Linked DNA regions of Homo sapiens: region 1 is linked to region 2. A link is a loop called in an ENCODE intact Hi-C map of the cell type or tissue named here. Cell type or tissue: mammary epithelial cell. All regions are shown on one strand. Each heading gives the region's core, and the rest is flanking DNA. Links, peaks and the distances in the headings are about the cores only. Region 1 overlaps GPATCH2 (G-patch domain containing 2). Region 2 overlaps SPATA17 (spermatogenesis associated 17).

What was found. A loop is a pair of places that touch in the nucleus more often than their neighbours do. Peaks named below come from ENCODE experiments on the same cell type or tissue, not always from the same donor. Only the 100,000 strongest peaks of a DNase experiment are listed, where the experiment ranks them.
Region 1: it touches region 2 in a loop (9-fold over the local background); 1 of 110 quality-filtered maps calls a loop at or near these places.

Annotation. Positions count from the first base shown.
Region 1 is chr1:217,559,794-217,565,182 of GRCh38, forward strand. The region is part of intron 5 of GPATCH2 (G-patch domain containing 2); the gene reads right to left. Among named protein-coding and RNA genes, the nearest start is that of GPATCH2, 69 kb to the right of the region's middle. In mammary epithelial cell, for the core only: no CTCF peak of the experiment used is centred there; DNase peaks (open chromatin) are centred at 2,658 and 2,908; H3K27ac peaks cover 2,390 bases.
Region 2 is chr1:217,658,159-217,663,547 of GRCh38, forward strand. The region is part of intron 3 of SPATA17 (spermatogenesis associated 17); the gene reads left to right. Among named protein-coding and RNA genes, the nearest start is that of SPATA17, 30 kb to the left of the region's middle. RefSeq lists an enhancer at 1,749-2,948. In mammary epithelial cell, for the core only: a CTCF peak has its summit at 2,824; a DNase peak (open chromatin) is centred at 2,393; H3K27ac peaks cover 2,639 bases.

The sequences.
Region 1 (5,389 bases), core at 226-5,225, 98 kb before region 2:
GCTTGAGAGAGACAGCCTATGAACCCATTAGCACACACAAGAAAGAGAGACAGAGATCAAGAGACACAAAAATCCAGAGGGAGAGAGAGAGAGAGAGAGAGAGAGAGGTCTATACCCCTCACTCTCCCACATCAGGCTATTCTAGGCTTGGTTCAAGCGATTCTCCTGCCTCAGCCTCCCAAGTAGCTGGGAGTACAGGCACACGCCACCATGCCTGGCTAATTTTTGTATTTTTAGTGGAGATGGGGTTTCACCATGTTGGCCAGGATGGTCTCGATCTCCTGACCTCAGCCACTGCCTTGGCCTCCCAAAGTGTTGGGATTACAGGTGTGAGCCACCATGCCCGGCCAGAATGCCTTTTATTCTTCCTCTCCACCTCATTTTCCTGGTTACTCGTGTTTGTTTTGCAAGGCTCAGCTTAAGAAGCTTGTACTCCAAGAGCCTTGCCTACATCCACCTTGTGAGTGCATGCTACTTGTCCTTCCTCGCTATACCCACAGTATCCTATTCCTTGTATGTTATCACAGCTCTGAGCAAATGGTTTTGGAAGTCACTGTTTGACTTTCTTCATCATTTAACTCCTCAGGGGTATTTGTTTTCCTCTTTGCTCATCAGTGTCTTGCAAATAGTGGGGCTCAATACATGTTGAATGAATGAAAAAACCCAGTTTTTCCATTTCTGCACAAACACTTTCCAAATATAATAAAATGCAGCAGCCAATTCTCACCTATATATACTTTCTTGAACACATTTTGCCTTAAGGTTATCAAATAAAACATTAAGTGAATATGCAAACTTCAAACATTCGGAATATAATGGCCCAACAATTATGAACCTCCAATTCTGTAGGTGCTTCATTTACAGCAGAATTTCTCAACCCCTGCATGATTGACATCTGGGGCCAGGTTAATTCTTTGCTGTGGGAGACTGGTGTGTACACAGGATGCTTAGCAGCATCCCAGGACTCTTCCAACTGGAAGTTAGTAGCATTCCCAACCCTGTTTTAACAACAAAGAATGACTGTCTGTCTCCCATGGCGGTTATATTTTCTTCAGGTACTAATCAGTTAAAGTTTTCATTTTTCACTTTCTCTGTGTAAGATGGCACTATTTTAAGATTTTAACTTTAAAAGTTGGCATAGACAGTGGTAAGTGTTATTTAATGGGGTAGGGAAGAAGGATGCTCAGTTAGTCCTAATTTCATTTGAAAAGGTAAGGGAATACTCAAAGTTTAAAAATAAACAGTTTTGATAATGTGAGTAATTCCATTCACTTCTGGAAAACAAACAGACAAACAAACAGACAAAAACAAAGAAAGAAAAGACCTCTATACTATTTGTGCATTATTTACACCTTCCTGAAATGCTGCAGTTTTCAAAGTCACTTCTGCAATACACTTGGTTTTTCCTTGAATGCAGAATCAAACCAGACATTTAAAATTACAACTCAACATGAGGGTCAATAACTGCATCTGCTACAAAACTTAATAAAATAATCATAAACACCATTGCTTTGCTGACAGGAGGAGCTCTGGTGTCACTAAAACTGAAGAAAAGGTTTATCTAAAAACATACGCACAGCAGTTACTGAGATAAAATCACACTTGGAGAATAAAAAACTGAAAAATAGGTGACACTTCAAGCAGCGAGAAGATGTATGATGACGTTTGTCATCGAGGTGTGTGTGTGTATTTAATGCATTTTAGGCAAGCCCACCATATTCAGTAGAAACTCCTTCTCTTTTTAACTGCACAAAATAATCCTGTTTATTCTTTTCAAACTTTGATTTGTGCCAAGTTCATTTTCAAAACGGTGTCTTCACACATCGGTATTTCCTCTTCTGCCAATGGTCTTTTCCCCACTTTCCTCTGAGATAAATGTGGTTATCTAGAGCCTGGCTCACTGAAAGTCTGAGTGACCTACAGACTTTCAGAAACCAGATCATCACCACTGTTTTCATCCCTTGACAAGTGCAAGAAGTAGAGGAGAAACATGGGGTACACAGCTCACAGACACTCTCCTCTGCAGGGTATGATTAGGTACCTGCCTTGCTTCTGAACGGACCCAAAGGATCTCTAACAGGCAATGGCAAGCCCTTAAGGATAGAAAAATTATTCTCTCTGGGGACTGGTTCTAGTTTGTGTTTTCTCAAGCAGGTATACTGGAATTTCAAGGAAGAATATCTCTCTTCAATCAGGCATGCCAAGTTCTGAACATACCTGAGCATACAACTTTTCTCCTTTCTACCACCAAAGCCCCGCAGTGCAAGAAAACTATCACCACACTAGTGCCCCAGCAGTCAAGATCAACCTTAGCAATTCCAAATGATCTGAAAAGTACTCCAGTGCTTGGGGAGGAGACAAGTGGCTTAGAAATACTACTGAAATTAACACGGAATGCCCCCCTCCCTTTTTTAAAACACAGCATTGGGTTTATTAACTTCATAAACAGGTGTAAACAGAGGTCTAGGAATAATGTTACATGGAGTAGAGCATATTATTTTGTAACTTTTTCGGCAGGAAAATTTTCCTAATAAAAATCTTGCTTGGAACCTTAAGGCTAAGTGAATTACTATGATGGCAGGCTGGATTCCTATCCTCTTACCCATGCCTTGGCACCTTCACTAGGCCTGAGGCAACTTATGGGAATCAAGGGCTTCATGGAACACAGTTGGAAAACTACTAGGACAGAGAAACACTGATCAAGAAAATATGGGGCTTGGTTTTAAGGATAGAAAGAGAAATTAACAAAGACGAGGGCAACAACAATGAACCTAGAGTGAAAAGATCCAGATGTGAACCACACTGTACATTTACCAGTGGTCTAATCTGAAACAAGTTTTCGGCTCACTGAGCTTCCATATTATCATTAATAAACTGGAGATAGACACATATGTTCAAACCACAGGGTTTGCTTAGTATCATGAGTCACTTACTAGCAATGTGATCCTGAATAACTCACTTAACATCTCTGCACTTTGGTTTCTTCATCTGTTAAAACGGGATAATACTCTCTAATTCATGCAGTTGTTGTAAAGGTTAACTAAGACACTTGGCACCCAAAAAAACAGTACAGATCAGCTATTCTTCCTACTCTTTTCTAGTAGTAAACTTTGAAAACTTTAACAGTACTATGAAATATTGGGCAACACACTATTTTTGTTCTATGAATAAACTTCTGTTGTTATTGCTATTGTTAATGACTTTGGACAAGTTTGCTAAGTTGCTATGGGGTTTCTATTCACTCCAAACTACACTTGGACTCCAAAGTACCCAGTTGTCTGATATTTATTCTCAAATTTAGACTATCCCACAAGTAAAGGTAATATCCGTTCCTACTAGCCTAGCTTAACATCCCTAGCTTGAATTCCTTTGCAGAATTTTGCATTAAGCCAGAAGATTCTCCAATGGAGCAACAATTTATCTTGTAGTTATACAGCCACTATTAGGTCTTTTCCTTGAAGTAATGAATTGCATCTAGTATATATTCAGGAACCTTAAAAACTACAAAAAATAGTTATACTGCTCAACCCTTCAAACTTCAAATAAATAAAAAATCATACTATATAAAATGCTGCCTCCTCATGGACTGAGCCAAAATTAATAAAACTGGTTCTATGGTAAACAAACATCTTTTTTTCTACTGAGACCTACCATGATAGTGAGACAGAAAAAACCTAGAGGTTAATGAGTTCAGTCCTATATATCCACAAGAAAGAAATCTAAGTAAGAATTTGATTGACATTGATAAAGAAATAAGGTACATTTTCCTATTATTTGATGCTGACATCCTATTTTCAATACCTAAAAAAGCTTAAACTTCCAGAAATTAAAACAGGAGAGAAATAATTTTTGACCCAACATAACTATAATGCTCTACAAAGTAAAAAGAAAACAAATATTGCTATCTCTAACTACAGTTATATAGACACGTCAGAAGAATGAAGAGAAAGTTTTAAAGAAGTATATGTAGGCCGGGCGCAGTGGCTCACGCCTATAATCCCAGCACTTTGGGTAGCCAAGGCGGGTGGATCACCTGAGGTAAGGAGTTCGAGACCAGCCTGACCAACATGGAGGAACCCCGTCTCTACTCAAAATACAAAATTAGCCAGGCGTGGTGGCGCATGCCTGTAATCCCAACTACTCAGGAGGCTGGGGCAGGACAATCACTTGAACCCGGGAGGCGGAGATAGTGGTGAGCTGAGATCGCGGCATTGCACTCCAGCCTGCGCAACAACAGCAAAACTCCGTCTCGAAAAAAAAAAAAAAAAAAAAAAAAAAGAAGTATGTATAAAAACGATAATTTATTCCAGAATAATTTGAAGACAGAAAGGAATGTTGTGAATTACTCAAAGAGTTCAAAAAGTTTCTTTAATATCTTACTCGAAGTCCGATAAAAATCATCACTGTAAAAAAGGGTAACGTTATTTGCAAATTGAGCAAGAGGACCAGATGATAGCCATATATAATCAGTTGTCACCTTGCAGCTCAATTAGCCCTCATGTAAAAACGAGGCATGTAAGGAGAAATGAGGTTTTGACATTATCTCTGCCAGCAAGATAATTACACAGCCTTCATTTAACAGTAGGGCAACACTACTGTAGCAACAAATTAACTCAGCTCCATTTGCAATTCATGGTGTGTTTTCTCATTTAATACCATTTGTCTTACCCCAAGTGAATGTTTCCATTAGTTTTCTCCGGCACGGCAAATACTCCGTTTGACTCCACACATTACATCACCGAGTCAAGGCTTACCTTCCAGCAACTCTTTGAAAACATACTCAAAATGCAACAGAATGTCCCATTTTTTTCCATTTCAGCTACAACTTTTTTTCTGGTTTATGGCCAAATAATACAGCAGGTGTATGTGTGTTGAACAACCAAGGACACGAAATTCCCCATGGCTACAATCTATTTCAGAAGTGTCTGCTTCTTTCATTAAGAAAAATCAAGAAAGAAACAAATATCAGTGAAATCCTAACTTGGGTACAACCATATATTAAGTTATTAATACATTTCCATAATGCATACTTTAGGAAAGACAAAAACGTGCTGCTGGCTCTAAGTGTTAAGTTTTTAGATATCATAGTCTAAAAAAAATGACTGCGATCTCATTTATTTCCTTTACAAATATTACATTAAATACTTTTGTTCTGCCTCTCAAACTAGACATCATTGAGGAGAGTTGAAAAAGAAGAAGCAGAATGTTTAAACAGTGCTGAGCACAAAAAACAGGAACTGGTGGGCTCCTGTGTTGTCATGAATAGGCTGATCAACAAATTTTACATTCAACTCTAAAAGGTAATGCTAATTTGACTAATGATTTATTATTTGAGATTTTAGTCACTGAATTATTCACTACTGGCAATACAAAAGGCCCTAAATGTTCT
Region 2 (5,389 bases), core at 246-5,245:
GTTGAAATATAACCCAGTGTTGGAGGTGGGGCCTGGTTGGAGGTGTTTGGGTCATGGGGGAGGATCCCTCATGAAAGACTTGGTCCCCTCCCCACAGTAATGAGTGAGTTCTCGTGTTAATTCATATGAGAGCTGATTGTTTAAAGGAGTCTGGCAGCTTGAACGGCTCCCTCTCTTGCCATGTGACATGCCTGCTCTCCCTTTACCTTCCACCATGAGTAAAAGCTTCCTGAGGCCTCACTAGAAGCGGAGCAGATGCTGATACCACATACAGATGAGCCAAATTGACCTCTTTTCTTTATAAATTAGTCAGTCTGGGGCCGGGTGTGGAGGCTCACACCTGTAATCCCAGGACTTTGGGAGGTCAAGGCGGGCAGATCACGAGGTCAGGAGATCAAGACCATCCTGGTTAACATGGTGATAGCCCGTCTCTACTAAGAACACAAAAAATTAGCAGGGCGTGGTGGCAGGTGCCTGTAGTCCTAGCTACTCGGGAGGCTGAGGCAGGAGAATGGCGTGAACCCGGGAGGTGGAGCTTGCAGTGAGCCAAGATCTCACCACTGCACTCCAGCCTGGGCGACAGAGCGAGACTCTATCTCAAAAAATCATAATAATAATAAATAATAATAAATAAATGAATTAGTCTGTCTCAGTATTCCCTTATAGTATGCAAAATAGACCCACATAAAATATAGGCAGTGCAACTATTTTGGAAGCTAGACAAATGCAACTGCTTCATTTCTTTCCCTGTGTTTTCTATTGTCGCCTGAGCCACGAGGGCATGATTTGAAAACCACTGATTTAATTTTCTTGACTCTGGAAGGATCTCTGGAAAGATCACACATGAAAAACCTGATGATATTACTGCCTGGGGGGAAGAGAACTGAGTAGTTGAGGGACAGGCATGGGAGAGAGACTTCAATGTCAACTCATTTGTAGTGTTTGAATTTTAAACAATGTGCATGTATTATCTATTAAATAAATTAATTTAAAAAGAAATTCAATTTAAAGGAGACTTTGCCCATCAAAACACACACACACACACACACACACACACACACACACAAATAGAAGTAATAAGTATTCAGGTGAGAAGTTAACATAGGCTCTGAAGGTCAAGGAAATGACACTTCAGCTAACCCTTGGGAAGAAAACATGAATGAAATTTTGAAATTAGGAATGAGCATAACATATACAGAAAAAATTAGATAGTTGCTCTAGATTATGCAGACAGTGGGGAATAACAGAAGGTTGGTAAGGAGTTCAGTGTGACTTTTATAAAATAATTTTATATTAATATATTTTTAAAGGAATTTTTTACTTAAAAATAGTTTTTACAATCATTGTCTCATTATGTCATGAGCAATGGTTCTGTTAAGAAGAATGTGCAGGTGGTATCTGTTTTATAGATGAAGAAATTGGTACTCAGGGAGACTAAATGATGTGCCTAGGGTTCTCAGCTCCTGATCCATATATATCTATATAGATCCACATACTAAATACTAAACATCTTCTCTGGATGTCCCTCGGGTGGCCCAAATTGGCTCGTCCTATATTTCTTTTTTTCAGGTAAATAGTACTGCAATTCAACCAGAAATCGAACCCTGAGAAACAGTCATCCTAGACTCTCTACCACCTCTTGTTCCCTATCTCACCTTCTATTGGTCATCAAATCATTTTTACTTTCCCTCTTAAAAGCCTCTTGATTCCAAACTAAACTGCATCATTTTACTGCCATGCCTGTAGTCCTCCTTCCCATAGCATACAATGTAAAGTCCTTGCTTTTTAACATGACATGTGAGGTCTTCCATGGTCTTACCATTGCTTCTTATCTAATGTCACTTCTTGCTATACCTATGTAAATATGCTTTAGTCGTATTCAACCACTTGCCATTGCCCAAATATGCAGTGTCCTTATCACCCAAAGATTTTTGGCAAATGCTGTTCCCTCTGCCTGGAATGCTTTTCTTCACTCTAACATGCCTCTCATTGGTCTTATTTCCTACGTATCCCTCAAGACTTTACTTGAAGATCAACTTTTCCTAATCTTAGTAGAAAGTAAAATTTGGGAATACTGAAAACATTAATTTTGTCTTCTTAAATGCTTGTCATGTAGGCATTTCTCTCACTGATACATTTGTTTATTTACATCTCTCTCATTTGATTGGAAGCTCCTGAGTAGCAGTGATGAGTCTAATTATATCTCAAAAATATCCCTGTGACTGACACATAAAAGGCCTACTGAAATTTTTACCAACTGGATAAATGATTCACAGGGATACAAGTTGGAAGATGTTTGCTATGACCAATGTAGATGATGATTAACATCAGTATGTGCCAGGGTGGATTGTATTCTTGTTCAAAATTAGTCATCCCATCTCCCCTTCTTCATAAAAAGGATGATTCATACTCATCCCACCGATGTGGGGCTTGTCTATGTGTTGTGAGCAGATGGGATATATGCCACACCCAAACTGAAGCTTTAAAGAGGTGTTCTCGGTCTTTTCCTCTGGCAAAAGAATGGCATACCTTAGATCCAGCTTGCTCCTTCAACCTTAGGGCTGAGACGAAGAGATATGTGGGACATAGCTACAGGGAACCTTAGCTCACATGTAGTGTGAGTAAGAAATAAACTTTTGTTGTTTTGCAACCTACTGCAATGGTTGTATTTTTATCTCAGCAAAGCTGATTGATAGTTATAATGATAACAAAAGCAAGGATGTTTATAAGAAACATTCTGAATGGGTTACTCGGTTATGCTTACAAAAAGATGTTTGGAGCTTTTGGAGTTTGTGATGATGTTAGGACACCTCCATGTGGTGGTATCTTGTAAGGCGATGGTGCAAACTCAGCAAAATCTCTGGCACATCAAAATTAGAACTCAACAAATATTTGTTAAACCAAGCTATTGAATGGGAGCTTAGATTAAAGATCAGCACTGGAGATAAAAGTTCTAGATCCATAGTTATAAGATGACAGGATTTTCTACCTAATGAAAAAAGTATGTGAACAGTACAGAATGGTGTCTAAGAATTGAGGCTTGTGGAATGCATTAGGTAGAATTTAGGAAGAGGAAAGGGAATTAAAAATAAGAATAAACAGGAAAACAGTGATGTTATATCACAGGAATTAGAGGAGAAAACTTATAGGAAACTTGGAGTTGTCAAATGTGAAGTTCAAGCAGAAAGAGGACTGTGAAAAGATAGAAGTTCTGGGATCTCTTTAGTGAGGAAAGTCAACTTTCCTCAAAATTCTCCTATACCCAAATATTTATATCCAGCTTTTAAATAATTCTCATGGTGACATCAAATAGCTTATCAAGTCCTAAAGAGTCATGTGCTCTGCATTGCAGTGACTTCATTAACCCACAATAATAGAGCTATTCCAGTCTTGTTTTGTGATTTGTTTGCCTCTTTTTTGCTTCCTGTATGACTGTTGTTTTTGTTTTTCTTTTCAACTTCCATTTTAGGCCTTTCTGCTGACTTTCATACTGCTATATCTAGCAACATAACCCAAATTTGCCTATCTTAGGGGTACAGAACTGTTGGGTCACAACTGTGAAAATTCTTTCCTATTATTGAGGATGTGCTCTGATTCTCCTTTTTATTGGTAACAAACTTATTGTCACCTGGTGCATGTGCTCAGTGCACATGCATTTTATGCATGCTGAACTCTTGGTTTAATTTTACTGTGGCCTGTTCATTTCATTATACAATCAAATAGTCCTACTATTTGGGGACCCATCTTGTTTTAGCTGTGTAGTGTTCTAGTTAGCTTTTCCTTACCCCTTCCTTACTCCATTCGTTTCATAAATGGGGAAATAAAAATAAGTCATTCTTTTAAGCAATAGTACCACAAAAATGTAGAAATATCCTTTCATTTGCTTCTTTTAAGAGCACTAACAATTTGAGAGTTCCCTGACTGCATTTATCTGTAAAAACTAAATTGGATGGCTTGTATACATTTTGTTATATTTTTAAATTTGCCTTCCTTTTTTATATTTTGTCATTACCCAATTTACATTATGTTTAATATCAGATGTGCTACTTTTGAATCACCATAGTCTGAGAGCAGAGAAGTATAAAGGCTATTGTAGTATATAATTAGTTTGATATGAGGTGTTATAAAATAATTATATATAACTGTAGTCCTAGACAGGTCAATGTTACGTTTTTAAATTGAGATCATCTAGTGAATAACATATGTATGGCAACCACATTAAAACTCAATTTAATTAAATTTTTTGTTGAAATGTATTAATAGCCTATGGTAGAACTATTTAATTTACAAAGATTGATTATGATTAAAAAGAGAAATTATTCAAATTATAAAAATAACATTATATACTGATGAAATCAAGGTTCCCAGTATTCATACATGGCTTACCATTATAACACTTCTTTCAATGTTTTCATATATGATTATTTAAAAGAGGAACAATGAAAGTTTTATTAACTTTAAATGGGAAAAATGATGACATGTACCATCAAATTCCATTGTATGTTGTTACGATAAAAGCCAACAATTTGATCTTTTCATGGTTGGCAAAAATGTATAAAATACCAGTCACTAGTTTTAAAAGTGATAAGAGATTGACATTGTTGCTTTCACAGATGTTTTTATTTCTCTTCATTAGATGAACACATGTTTATTTTTAGATGAGAAAATGCCCAATATTTTTGATATTTTTCTTTATAGGACTTCCAAATCAGTTATAAGATAATAAGGCAGCATTCTTCACCTTTTAGTGTAATACCAGAAAACTGAAACATATATATATTTTTTCCTTAGGGTCTAAACTTCAAAGACAGGACAGCTTAAGACTCTGAGTTACTAATATTAATTTAAAACTTTAACAACACATTTTTATCATAATTATAATATAAGTTTAGATTTGGTTCACCTAATCTTAAAGATAATATTACTGGTAACTGGGAGAAAGAATATAATTGGCTTTTAATTCTTTTTTATGGAAAAAATGATATTTTAAAAATGAACTGTTCAGGACAGGTGCAGTGGCTGATGCCTGTAATCCCAGCAGTTTGGGAGGCCAGCGCAGGCAGATCACCTGAGGTCAGGAGTTCGAGACCAACCTGGCCAACTTAGTGAAACCCTGTCTCTATTAAAAATACAAAAATTGGCCAGGCATAGTGGCTCGCGCTTGTAATCCCAGCCACTCGGGAGGCTGAGACGGGAGAATCGCTTGAACCTGGGAGGCAGAGGTTGCAGTGAGCCAAGATCCCGCCATTGCACTCCAGCCTGGGCAACAAGAGTGAAACTCCATCTCAAAAAAAAAAAAAAGAACAGTTGATAATGACCAAATTGTTATCAATTGCCAGCAAACAAGGCAAAGCATATGCACAAAATACTCATAATTACTTGATTAGAA